Linked DNA regions of Homo sapiens: region 2 is linked to region 1. The links are chromatin loops, found by intact Hi-C in ENCODE. Cell type or tissue: heart right ventricle. All regions are shown on one strand. Links, peaks and the distances in the headings refer to the core of each region. The heading gives the core; the rest is flanking DNA. Region 1 holds the start of LOC105370677 (a long non-coding RNA gene). Region 2 overlaps WDR20 (WD repeat domain 20).

Region 1 (7,007 bases), core at 1,721-4,220:
TCACCTGTCAGTGTACCCCTGCAATCCCTCTTTCATCCCAGCCACTGCGACTGAGAATTTTAAAGAAGGGGGAGAAATCAGAGAGTCCCCAGTCGGTCACGTTGGTTACTCGGGCACACACCCCCACGGCTTCCCTGTCCAGGGCAACACCTTCAGAACTGCAAGGTCGCCAGAAATGTCACCATAAATGCTACTTACTTGGGATCGGCCACTCTCTATTTAGGCCAAATACTAAGTCCTGAATTTTGAAACTGCATACTCAATGCCTCAGAAGCATTTGAAACTGAACGTTTACAACTATGTAGGTGCAAAAGTTGCACATGGAGCGTTCATCACTAATCTCTCCACATGACCCAATTTGGCCTCCAAAGCGGAAACTGTCCACAAGGATGGCTGTCATGGCTACCTTAGATCAGTTCACCTTTAGGAACAAAGGCCCGTATTCCACAGGTAGAGAGGACACGAATACTCCTAGGAGCAGTGCTCAGGGATGTGAAAGGCACAGCCAGGAGAGATGCACCTGAAGGCTGCTGTGGTTCCCAGGTGGCAGCACGCGGCCATGCCATCACACTCAACAGAAACCACTGCGTTAAGGCCCACGATGGGCACAGGGTGGATGGCGCCACCGTGACATGTTTGCAGATGGGAAGCAGGCCTGGGAACCTGGCCCGGCTTTCCTGGGAGGGCTGCGTTAAGAGCACAGGGAGCTGCTGCTTCAGCTACCAGGGTCTTTACACTGCAGAGAAAGAAAAGCCACCAGGTCTTCACTTTGCTGAATCATATTCACTACGCAAACTGGTCTAAGTGATCGTTGTCTCTATATTTAATTACAAAGGTGTACAACCTAAATGCCCAAAATGAGTTAACAAGTAAGATAACCACCATCTTGACATGGAATACATAGTTCAAGGGGCCATCTCACCCACTGGGAAAACCAGAATTTGAAAAGCAGCTCCTGGTGCAGCAGTAGAGAGTGAGGGTGAAAGACTGCGGTCTCCGGGGGAGCAGCAGAGCCTCCCACTGCCGAGGAAGCCACAGGCCACCAGGTCCTGGGCTGAGGCGCTAGGGTGGGAGCCACTGAGGACGAAGCCTACGCACATGGCCAGCGTCAGCATCCCAAGAGTAATCCCGGAACCACAGCTGCCATCCAAGAACAAGGAGAGGGGAAACCTGCACTTCCGCTTCCTCTGCGGGGGACGAAGCCCAAACGAGGGCCATGTCAGGGAGAAGTCGGAAGACTCGGGGAGTCTCAGGCTTTACGAAACAAAGCGCGGAGGAGTCACGTGCCTTTCTGACCCAATCCCCCTCCCCCACCGCACCTCCCCGCCCCCGGCAAAAAACCAAAAAACTCCTTTTCCCTTGTTGGGAAAACACACAAGCAAAGTGCATCTGAAGAAAAGGTCTTCGCTTATGTGGCAAGAGGCACTTCTGCAATGCTGTTGGCGTCCTCGGCCCGCAGTTCCCACGAACTGTCAGGCTCTGAGTGAGGTACGGGTATCTTAGTACACAGAACCTCAATCAAAGTGCTACAAACTGCTTCTTTGAAAAAAGATGTTTATTAAACAACTTTAATTGTCATAAAATGACTAAAATGGGTTTTAAAAATTAAGGCTCTTCTCTTTCTGTGGATTGCCAGAACAATGTAAAAATAATATCAATCAACCCTGCTAAACGTTTTGTTCCTAAAGTTAAATTTCATAGATTCCTAAACATTTTATGATTAAGATAAAAAATTGGACTATAAATGACAATTCATGGCCATCTGTGCTGAACACACATTGATCAGGTGTACAATATTCTAATTGAGTAGTTAAGCAAAAAATATTCCAGTTAAAGCATAAATTTTAATTTCAGCATTTTAAAGTCATTGTTTCCCCACATGGTCATGATTTTCCTAAAATTGAAATAGTCTAATACAGGAGCGCTAACCTTGGGACTCTATATACTCCCAGGAGGATGACTGACTTGGCTGGCAATTAGTTTGATTATATTTTTTTAAATGCTCTAAGGTAAATTATCAAATGATTCAGAATTACATGGCATGCAGTATCCAAAATTATGGCTCTGATGCATTGAGATTTACATTAAGAATAAGAAGTGTCATTCACATTCATTGTACACCCCACCCCTCCCACGAAAAAGAAAAAAGTCACTACCTATTCAAGTTCTAGATCTGGTGCAGCATTAAGGATTAAAACTTACCACTTTACCAGGCCTTCCCCATGTGCAAATAAATCCCTCCTGACAAGCAGTGACTATACAGTCTTCAAGAAATATTAGTACAGTCAGTCTCTCATGTGCTATCTTTTTACATATCAGCGGCTCTAACAAGGGAACATCTTCCATTCGAGGACACAGGGGCGTTCCCAGAGTTTTAGCAGGGTCCGTTTTGGTTTTGGTAACTAGATTCAGTTTGTCACTGCTCTTGCTAGAAATGTGTCCCATGCTATGATTTCGCTTGTGATCTTTCTCGTGGTGCCTCTCCTTCCGGTCATGTAGTGAAAGTGTTGCAAATTTGCTGACCCCAGAAGCAATGGCCCCGTCCATGACACTGCTTTTGCTGCCAGCATTTGAGACTGCTGAATGTGGAAGGCTGTTGGACCGTGGCAGAGGAGGCGGCACAGAGTTCCCGGGTGTTGTAACACTGTTCCCATTGCTTCCAGCAGGAGGACTCGTGGCATTCATGACATTTGTGTGTGTCCTTGCTCTTGAGAGGGGTTGGTGAGGGAAAAGGATATCTTCTGTAAGGTCCCATAAACAGAGCTGTGTGTCCTGGCCCACGGAACCAAACCGATACGTGACACTTACGGGGCGGCTGTCTGTAGAGTTCCGTTTGGAGAGCCTGGACTGTGTACTATTTGCTCGATCTCTGCCAAAATGAAGAAGGTCTTGGAAGTCCTCATCGCTGCCACTAAACTCCATAGGGTCACCTTCTTCTACACTAGTGGTATAAGGGTCAAACGCTACAACACTGACCCAGGACTTGTGCCCGTGGCCTCTGGCTATTACTCGGCAGTCTACAAAGGACCAGACTGTCACCAAGTCGTCCTCCCCACCTGTCACGATGTACTTGCCATCCGGGCTCCAGCACACACACAGCAAGCCCCCAAAGTAGCTTTTCATCGTACCGTGCAGCTCCACTGAGTCAAAGTTGAACACCCGCAGAAACCCGTCCTGGCTCACGCACGCTAAGAACTTGCCATCTGGGGAGAAAGCAAACTCGTTGAGGGCCCCCTCGCCCACCGTCCACTTAAGGAGAGGGTTCCTCGTGGATTTGCTCTTGCAAGTGTGCACGGCAAAGCTCTCTCCCTGCTTCAGAAGCTGGTAGTGGGGGGCTGTGGTGCCACAAGTGTGCTCCACATTATATAAGTACATGTTCCCACTCGAGTGGGCTACTAGGAAAAGGCTTTCCGAACCGGGAACCCATTTGACACAGGTAACTCGTGACTTGTCTATTAGTCTCTGTGAAGACAAAGGAGAACAAGTTAGCACAACGGAGAAGTCTCAAAGGTCTACTTTTCCAGCAAGAAAACTTGTGTGCTTCTCGATGGGAAGGGGCAAGTCTATCCAGGCCCTCCACATTTTATCCTGCAGTCAGCCAAGCCAGCAAGGAGCGTTTTGGCCCTTTTGGGGTAATTTAGAATTACTTTCTAAAATCGGTGTTAGGCTGCTGGCTTTCACGGAGGGAGTCAGGCAGCCAACAGATATTTGCAGAGGGGCCACTAAGTGCCAGACACGATGCCAGGCACAGGGTTCACTGCGGAGGGAACAGCCCTGCTGGGATCTTTCTTCCTTGACAGTAGGTGCATCTGAATCTGGGGGTCACTGCATCTGCATGTGGTATCCCCTCTACGAGGACCTGCAGGTGAAGCCTGTGAGTCCTCACAGCCAGGAGGGCTCTGCCTCACCCTCACGGGTTCCTCTGCCTTTACTGTCACTGTAGGTAATGGGCTGGTTCCATCTGCCCCTCTGCTCTGGCGGCTCGAAGGTGGGGAGTGAAATCCACAGTCCATGGCTGGCAGCACACACAACTCCAAAACAGAGCCTGGGCCCACTGAGGCCGCCTCACTCCCATGCACCGCCCCACGTGCATCTCCATAAGCATCTCCTCGAAACCCTCTCTGCTGGTGTTGAGAGAGATACACTGACGATTCATTCGGGAGTGTGTGTCTCATTACCATCACTCTGCTCCATATGCTAACTTTGGACCCCTGACCGAGATGTTTCTTTAACAGGCGTATGTCAGTAGTCTTGCCTTTAAAACCCAAATAACGAAGGGCAAAAATACCTGCCCCACCAAAGGCACAAGTCTCTTTCCCTGCTTGCCAATCAATCCTGTGATGGGGATGCCAGCGCAACACCTTCCACAGGGGCGGTCCCTTTCTGGACCGTCTGAGCGCAAAATCGCATCACCAGAACACATCCAGAAGTCCCAAGACTCCCAAGTTCTACCTAGAAGCTCCTACTGCCAAGTGCTCTCCACTGCACCATCGCCCCAGTAACAGTGTCCCTTTAGGAGCCCAGCAGCCCCAGGTAAGTTGAACACCACCGCTTCACCTAACAGGTGGGGAGTCCCTGACTCAAGTCTCAGAGGGGTACTGGGCACACAGGGGCAGAATCTGCCAAGAAACATGCCGACTTCTGCCAGGGTGGCTTTGAGGCCATGTGCCCGCCATGTGTGCTACATCTTTACAGAGAATTACAGAAATAAGACGACTTGATTTTTAAAAGAACGGCTGGGAAAGAAATTAATGAGCCATGCAAGCTCACTGCATGAACATTAGACCCTAGAAAGTAGGCTGCTAACAAAGGACCCCAGGCAGGAAGAACGGAGGCCTGAACGCCACACAGCATGCGGGCCCAGGGCTGGGGACCATGCATTGGGCAGTTACTCAGCAGCAGGTGTCACTGCTTACTGCCGTAAAACGGCATGGCTGGTCCTCTTAAATTAATAGGCACGTGGCAAGCCAGCCTTGGGGACACAGCCAGTATTTTCATCCCCCACCTCCTCTTTATCCTCCTGCCTGGTGACCTACCTATAAACAGCACCTGACCTGCACTAATGCCAACAACCTAAAACCCAGCGCTGCTCTGGCAGGATTTCCATTAGACCTTCGTGCAATTTTCTCAGCAAGGGGTTACAGAGATAATTTACATGGCCAGAGCAGGGCTTTTTTTTGATGGTGGAGGGAGGTGCAAGGATGATGGGATGGTGAACGGTGGATTAAGAGGCCTCCACTCCCCCATCACAGCTCTGCCAGACCTTGCTGTGCCCACTGGGCCCAGACTACCCCAGCACTCTTGATCCCACAAACACAACTGTACCTGATCGCCCAGGGCCTAAGGGTGTCTGCAGCTCGCTCCATCACTGGCCTTGTCAGGCAGGCCTACACCAGCTAACTCAGGCCTGGGAAGCCAGACTGCTGTCCTGATTTTGGTACAGTGGCTCCCAATTCCTGCACCTTACATTTCACCAGAACCAAATCAAATCCCAGTTTTTCTAGGATCACTTCATTGTTACTCTATTTACCATGTGTGGAGAAATTTCAGGACATAAAAACTTCTAGCAGCACGGTTAGGAGTAAATTTTATTTTGGGCCTTAAAAAACACAACAAAAAACTGCATGAGAACTCAAAAACTAGTATGATCAAGTAAAAACAGTATTGCTTTGCAATAGTGAGGTATGAACAGCATTTATAGCACCATTAAAAATAAATGTTACTGCAATGACAAAACACATTAAAAACCTTCACTCCCGTATTAAGAAGCTGCACTGTGGCCAGGCGCGGCGGCTCACGCCTGTAATCCCAGCACTTTGGGAGGCCGAGGAGGGTGGATCACTTTAGGTCAGGAGTTCGAGACCAGCCTGGCCAACATGGTGAAACCCTGTCTCTACTAAAAATACAAAAATTAGCTGGGCATGGTAGTGCGAACCTGTAATCCCAGCTGCTCTGGAGGCTGAGGCAGGAGAATCACTTGAACCCAGGAGGCGGTGGCTGTGTGCAGTGAGCCAAGATCACGTCATTGCATTCCAGCCTGGGCGACAAAGTCAGACTCCATCTCAAAAGAAACAACAACAAAAAAAAACAGTGCACTGAGACGACCCTAAGTAGACACATGGATGTAACTTACAGATAACATCCTGTGCCAATCTACTTCAATCCCCCTGTGGGGGCCTAATTAAATGTTACTGTGACACACTGGCAATGGTGGACTGAGCACACCAGTTTAAGCAACCGCAGACCAAAAAAAAAAAAAACCGACCTTGGATCCACCTGTATTGTGGTAAGGGTTTCTCACTTGCCTTACCCATTGTTTTTCTCTGTCAATCATGTGCTTGACAGCAGGGAAAACACGTGCTTCTCTGGGGGCGCCCTGTGTCTCAGCAATATCAGGGTGAGTGGCAGGCAGGCAGCAGTGTCTGTGGGCAGCAACAGCAGCGTGCTGGCCCTCACTTCCAATCAGAGTGTCTACTGTGGGTGCTGGCCACTGGTAGAGGCTTACACCCATGCTCTCTAAGCCTCAAAATTACCTTTCAAGATACGCTTTTTGTGTGAATGGGTAATACATTATTAATTCACATAAAAGTATACAGTAGAAAGCCTTACATTCTTCTACTCCATTCCGGATCCTCTGTCCTGAGTCACTGTACTAGTTTCTCATTTCTCTCTCCAGAGTGTCTTTGTGCATGTACAAGGCAAATATGAATACGCATTTATCCACTCTTCTTTTTCATACCAAAGGGAGCATACTATGCACTGTCTCACCTCTGCTTTCTCATTCCATATCTTTTTTTTTTTTTTGAGACAGGGTCTCGCTCCATCACTCAGGTTGGAGTGCAGTGGTGCAATCACGGCTCACTGCAGCCTTGACCTCCCAGGCCGAAGCAATCCTCCCACCTCAGCCTCCTGAGTATAGCTGGTGCTTCAGGTGAGTGTCGCCACACCCAGCTGATTAAAAATTTATATTTTTTGTAAATACAGGGTGTCGCTATGTTGTCCAGGCT
Region 2 (7,007 bases), core at 3,037-5,536, 57 kb after region 1:
ACCGCACCTGGCCCCAATAGTTTTTAAATGCATAAATCTATAAAAGAAATCTATGGCCAGGCATGGTGGCTCAGACCTATAATCCCAGGACTCTGGGAGGCCAGAGCAGAAGGGTCACTTGAGCCCAGGAAGTCAAGGCTGCAGTGAGACCCGGTTTCCAAAAAAAAAAAATTCTACATTAAAGTACAGTTGTATTATACTAAATAACTATAACTTTTCAAAAATTTCTTAATTACATATTGAATAACAAGATCTAATGGGGCCAGGCGCAGTGGCTCACGCCTGCAATCCCAGCACTTTGGGAGGCCGAGGCGGGCAGATCACGAGGTCAGGAGATCGAGACCATCCTGGCTAACACGGCGAAACCCCATCTCTGCTAAAAACACAAAAAAATGAGCTGGACGTGGGGGTGGGTGCCTGTAGTCCCAGCTACTCGGGAGGCTGAGGCAGGAGAATGGCGTGAACCCGGGAGGTGGAGCTTGCAGTGAGCCGAGATCATGCCACTGCACTCCAGCCTGGGGCACAGACCAAGACTCCGTCTCAAAAAAAAAAAAAAGATCTAATGGTAATTTCAAAGTAGTGATGGATGTAAATGATATTTGACACACATGCAACAACCACAATGTGATATGAAAACATCTGTGGGCAGGGAGTGCTGCCTCTGCCTCATGCCTCTAATCCCAATGCTTTGGGAGGCCGAGGTGGGAGGTTCGCATGAGCCCAGGAATTCAACACCAGCCTAGGCTATAATATAGTGAGACTTTGTCTCCACAAAAAAAAAAAAAAAAAATTAAAAATTAGCCAAGCTTCATGTAGACCCATCTACCTGAGAAAGTCAGGTGGGAAGATCATTTGAGCCCGGGGATGGAGGTTGCAGTGAGCCCACATCACACCACTGCACTCCAGCCTGGGTGACAGGGAGACCCTCTCAAAAAAAAAAAAGGAAAAAATGTCTGTGATTTTCATTGATAATTGCCACAGGTCCCATTATTATTGTGATGTCTATATTCATAACTGAGGAACATGTTAAATGTCAGAAGTTAGTAAAATAAATAAATAAATTTTTTAAAGTGAAATATTTTTCCCATTCAGGCTACCCTCTAAATTCTAGTCAGGCTAAGGAGCCCTAATGAGTCAATGCTGTCTAATAGAGCAGACATAGTCTGCACATCTACAAAGGGATGGAAAATGCTGAGCTCCTATATCTGCTTTCCCTTCTCCCCAGAGTCTCTTCAACCTTTGAAAATTCCCACACTGCTCTCCCAGTAATCTCTCTCTGGTCTCTCTAAGGCTGCTCTCCTTTCCCCATTCTTACCCAGTTCCCCCTTATCCTTGCAGGGCTCCAGATGAAAGAAAACAGCAGTCAATTAGCAAGTCACATGTGAGAGATAGTAGAATGAGTCAGTTGCAGCCCTTTGGTATATCCTTGTATAACTAAAAGAAATATCTTACATTTGACAGTACCTTACCATTTCTGAAAGAGTGTTTATATAATTATCTCACTAATCCTAAAAAAACAGTGAAGTAGGCAGGACAGATATTCTCATCTCTATTTACAAAAAATGAAACCCGAGGCTCTGAGAGGTTAAACAACCTGCTCAAAGTCACACAGATCATCGTACAAAAGGCAAAATATGCACTGTTGGAGCAATCTCAACCTCTAAAAAGGCTCCAAACATGAGTTGGTCTATTTTAAACTCAGAACTGCTGGGATGGCAGCTTCAGGTTAATGCAGGGAGTAAAAGCTGGACAAAGTCACAAGTCTTTGTCCTATCAATTATTAATAATCCTATCAATTATTATCTATGTCCTTGAATCCATTTCTTCTTCCATAAAGTAGGAACAATAACAATAAATGACTGCCTGACCTTACCTCCCATAAAGCTCAACTAAAGTGCTCTATGTAAATGCTTTATAGACTGTGAAGTTATCATTCTCACCAATAATCAAGGATAGCATACAAACAAAAAGGCAACAAAGTATACACTCATTTATTCATTCAATAAATATTTCAGTGCCTGCAACATGCCAAGCACTGTTCTAGGTACCGAACAGGGGATACAATGATGAATAAGACAGAAAGGCTTATTCATGCTCTCAGGAAGCTTATGTTCAATAAGGAAGGTGAAAGAGACAGACAAATGCATACATAAGTAAACATGACAATACCAGTGCTATGGTCTGAATGTTTGTGTCCCCTCAAAATTCATTTGTTGAAACCTCATCAGCAATGTGATAATATCAGGAGGTAGGGGCTTCTGGGTGATTAGATCATGGTGGTGTGGCTCCCATGGATGGGACTGGTGCCCTTATAAAAGAGGTCCCACAGAGCTGCCTTCCCCCTCCACCATGTGAGGACACAGTGAGTAGACACCAACCAGAAAGAGAGCCCTCACCAGATAATGAATCCGCCAACACCTTCATCTTGACTTCCCAGACTCCAGAACTGTGAGAAATACACTTCTGTTCTTTACAGGCTACCTAATCTATGGTATTGTGTTACAGTAGTCTGAGAGACTAAGACAACCAGTAGTAAGTAGTATATGAAAGATTTTTTCTTTTTTTGAGACAGGGTCTTGCTCTGTAACACAGGCTGGAATGCAGTAGCATGAGCACAGCTCACTGCAACCTCAAACTCCTATGCTCAAGAGATCCTCCCATCTCAGTCTCCCCTGGAACTACAGGTGCGTGCTACCACATCTAGCTCATTTAAAAAAATTTTTAACATAGTGAGACAAGGTCTCAAACTCTGGGCCTCAAGCAATCCTCCTGCTTCAGCATCCCAAAGTGCTGGGATTATAGGCATGAGCCACTGTACCCAGACAAAGGGTATTTAAAAGAGTGATATTACTGAAGGTGGCCAATAGCTACCACAAATCGATGGTCAAGAGTAGGTTCTCTGATGGATGGTGACATTTCAGCTGTGATCTAAACAGCAAGAAGGAGCCAGCAATGCATAAAATAAGGGAGGTGAGCATTCCTAGTAGAGGAAGCAGTTAGTATAAAGAGGTTCTAGGGAGGGCACAAGTTGTACTAGCAAATCTCATCTAGCAGTGTATTAGGCTGTTCTTCCATTGCTACAAGGAAATACCTGAGACTGGGTAATTTATAAAGAAAGAGGTGGCCGGGCGCGGTGGCTCACGCCTGTAATCCCAGCACTTTTGGAGGCTGAGGCGGGCAGATCATGAGGTTAGGAAATCGAGACCATCCTGGCTAACATGGTGAAACCCCATCTCTACTAAAAATACAAAAAATTAGCCAGGCGTGGTGGTGGGCGCCTGTAATCCCAGCTACTCCAGAGGCTGAGGCAGGAGAATGGCGTGAACCCAGGAGGCGGAGCTTGCAGTGAGCCGAGATCACACTGCTGCACTCCAGCCTGGGTGACAGAGCAAGACTCCATCTCAAAAAAAAAAAAAAAAAGAAAGAGGTTTCACTGGCTCATGGTTCTGCAACCTCTACAGGAAGCATAGTGCTGCCATCTACTCAGCTTCTAGTGAGGCCTCAAGAAGCTTTCAATCATGGCAGAAGGTGAAGGGGGGGCAGGCACTTCACATGGAGAAAGAAGGTGCAAGAGGGAGACAAGGAAGTGCCACACACACTTTTAAACAGCCAGTTCTGGAGAGAACTCGTACTCACTAGCGTGAGGGCAGCACCAAGTAGATGGTGCTAAACCATTCCTGAGAAATCCACCCCTTGATCTAATCACCTCCCACCAGGCCCCACCTCCAATACTAGGGATTACTAATCAACATGAGATTTGGGCAGGGACCAGAGCTCCCAATGAGACTCCTAGTCCTGTGCTTACTGACAATATAAGTCCCTAGCTTATTGTTAAGCACTCTGGTTCTAGGGTTGAACAGAACTGGATTCAAACCCCAGGACAATGGCTTATTAGTTTTATAACCTATGCAAAGTATCCAGTTGCTACAAATCTCATTTTCTCACCTGTAAAATAAGGATACTAATAGTGTCTACTTTATAAGATTATTTGCAAAGATTTAACGAGATCATGGGGCCAGGTACGGTGGCTCACGCCTATAATCCCAGCACTTTGGAAGGCTGAGGCAGGTGGATCATATGAGGGCAAGAGATCCAGGCCATCCTGACCAACATGGTGAAACCCCGTCTGTAGTAAAAATACGAAAATTGGCCGGGCATGGTGGCACACGCCTATAGTCCCAGCTACTCGGGAGTCTGAGGCAGGAGAGTTGCTTGAACCTGGGAGGCGGAGGCTGCAGTGAGCCGAGATCACCCCACTGTACTCCAGCCTGGTGACAGAGCAAGACTCTGTCTCAAAAAAAAAAAAAGAGAGACCCTGCATAATCTGTTAGCACAATATCCATAATTATCCATAATCCACACTATTATTAACATGATTAATATGTTATTAATAATGTCAGCTATTACTATTATTATGTGATCTCTTAAATCTTGCTGTCTTTCTTATCAATACTTCCAGGGATGTTCAGATCATTTCTTTATATCCGAGAGGAAGAAAAAGAGTACTCATGGGCCAGGGTTCAGTGGCTCACACCTATAATCCTACCACTGTGGGAGGCTGTGATGGGAGGATGATATCAGGTCAGGAGTCCAAGACCAGCCTGGGCAACATGGTGAAACCCTGTCTCTATAAAAAAATACAGAAATTAGCCGGGCATGGTGCCTATAGTCCCAGATACTCAGGAGGCTGAAGTGGGAAGACCCCTTGATCCCAGGAAGCGGAGGTTGCAGTGAGTTGAGATCGTGCCAGTGCACTCCAGCCTGGGCAACAGAGCGAGACCGACCCTGTGTCCAAAAACAAAAAAAGTAAAAATTAGCCAGGTGGGTGTGGGTGGTAGCATGCTCCTATAGACTCAGCTACTTGGAAGGCTGAGGCAGGAGGATTATTTGGGCCCAGAAGGTTGAGGCTGCAGTGAGCCATGATTGTGTCACTGCACTCCAGCCTAGGTGACAAAGTGAAATCTTGTTTCATTAAAAAAAAAAAGAAAAAGGAAAAGAAAAGAGTACCCATGTCATATCTCTTCTATAAAATATTTCCTGGCCCAGCATGGTGGTTCATGCCTATAATCCCAACATTTTGGGAGGCCAAGGAAGGAAGATCGTTTGAACCCAGGCAAGACCAACCCAGACAACACAGCAAGACCTCGTCTCTACCAAAAAAAAAATTAGCCAGGCGTGGTGGTGCACACCTGTAGTCCCAGCTACATGGGAGGCTAAGGTGGGAGGATGGCTTCAGCCCAGGAGTTCAAGGCTGCAGTGAGCTATGATTGAGCCACTGCACTCCAGCCTGGGCTACAAAGTGAGACCCTGTCTCAAAAAAACAAAAACAAAAACAAAAACAAAAAAACACCTCCTAATTACTTTTTAGCCTACTATTTCCCACTCTCAGGAATCACATCAGTATCAGTCATAGTTCGTTTTTTGACAGAAAAGCTCGTGTAAGAGGCCTAGGCACAGGCCTTGGGTTTAACATCAGGCTCTACTGTAGCCCTTCATTATCCGTGGACACACTACAATCTCTCCAATGACAAAAAAAAAAAAAAAAAAAAAAAAATTCCCCAATGGATGGTTTTGAAGAGAAAATAAAAAGGCTATAAACTTTAAAGAGTTATGCATTTATCCTCTCACCAACTGTACACAGCACCTATTAATAGGCAATGTTCAGTTCTGAATGCCTTTTAGCAGCTGCCTTATCATTGCTGGTTTACTTATCTGTCTCACCACTAGACTGTAGGCACTTTGGGCCAGGGACTATGTCTTATTTATCTTTGGATCCACAGGTCCAATAAATGTTAGTTGAATGAATAAGCCCTTGATTATTCCATTGGACTGTGAACTCTTTGACAGCAGAGATTCTTAACAATATAGAGCAGGCACTCAGTAAGTCCTCTTAGAATGAGTGTGTGAATATCATGTCCGTCCTTGGTTAGATGATACTCTTAAGGTCAGGGCCCATACCTCATACTTCTTTGATTTCCCAAAGTCTGGCATACTGCTTTTCACACAAAAACTACTCAAATATTTATTAAATGAAATATTAAGGCAAGACAGAGCTCTAAAGCAGAGATCCAAGTAAGTAAAGAGAATGAGCACCTGTACAAGTTTTACTGTAGCAGAACAAAAAAGGGTAGTAAAAGGGTAAGCTGGCTGTGAGTCAACTAAAGAAAAAAACAGCTTCATGGCAGAGCAATAATCTACAATGCGGTAACTAAGATGTTAAAATATTCCCTCTTACTGAATTATTCTTACTTTTTTTTGAGATGGTCTCATTCTGTCGCTGAGGCTGGAGTGCAGTGGCTCAATCACAGTGCAGCCTCGACCTCCCCACCCTGGGCTCAAGCAATCCTCTTACCTCGGCCCCGAGTAGCTGGGACTACAGGCGCACACCACCACACTCAGCTAATTTTTAATTTTTGTAGAGATGGGGTCTCACTATGTTGTCCAGGCTTGTTTCCAACTCCTAGCCTCAAGAAATCCTCCCACCTCAGCCTCCCAACGTGCTAGGATTACAGGCGTGATGTAATCCTATGCCAGGCCTGATTCTTACTTTGTAAATATAAAATCCTTATAAATTCCTTCCTCATGAATGATTCTTGCTTCTTTCTTATAAAACCTATATATTTAAGCTATTTTCCTATTGATACAAAGCAAGATAAGCTGTAACACAAACTGATTTGGCATGTTTTTAGAATAATATATCTACTTTTTAAAAATCTACTACAAAATAGAATCGACGTCTGGGTGCGGTGGCTCATGCCTGTAATCCCAGCACTTTGGGAGGCCAAGGCGGGTGGATCACGAGGTGAGGAGTTAAGAGACCAGCCTGGCCAATACAGTGAAACCCCATCTCTACTAAAAAATACAAAAATTAGCCGGGCGTGGTGGCATGTGCCTGCAGTCCCAGCCACTCTGGAGTCTGAGGCAGAGAACTGCTTGAACCCAGGAGGCAGAGGTTGCAGTGTGCTGAGATCGAGCCACTGCACTCCAGCCTGGGCGACAGAGTGAGA

The links. Peaks named below come from ENCODE experiments on the same cell type or tissue, not always from the same donor. Only the 100,000 strongest peaks of a DNase experiment are listed, where the experiment ranks them.
Region 2: a loop joins it to region 1, with 2.4 times the contacts of the local background. A loop is called at or near these places in 19 of 110 quality-filtered maps.

The regions. Positions count from the first base shown.
Region 1 is chr14:102,205,058-102,212,064 of GRCh38, reverse strand. WDR20 (WD repeat domain 20) reads right to left here. Exons shown (of 3, transcript NM_144574.4): 3 at 1,538-3,462. The coding sequence ends at 2,185. It overlaps LOC105370677 (a long non-coding RNA gene), which reads left to right and starts at 3,459. Exons shown (of 2, transcript XR_944228.2): 1 at 3,459-6,931. In heart right ventricle, for the core only: a CTCF peak has its summit at 2,664; no DNase peak of the experiment used is centred there; H3K27ac peaks cover 695 bases.
Region 2 is chr14:102,149,721-102,156,727 of GRCh38, reverse strand. The region is part of intron 1 of WDR20 (WD repeat domain 20); the gene reads right to left. Among named protein-coding and RNA genes, the nearest start is that of WDR20, 13 kb to the right of the region's middle. RefSeq lists an enhancer at 1-897. In heart right ventricle, for the core only: no CTCF peak of the experiment used is centred there; no DNase peak of the experiment used is centred there; H3K27ac peaks cover 990 bases.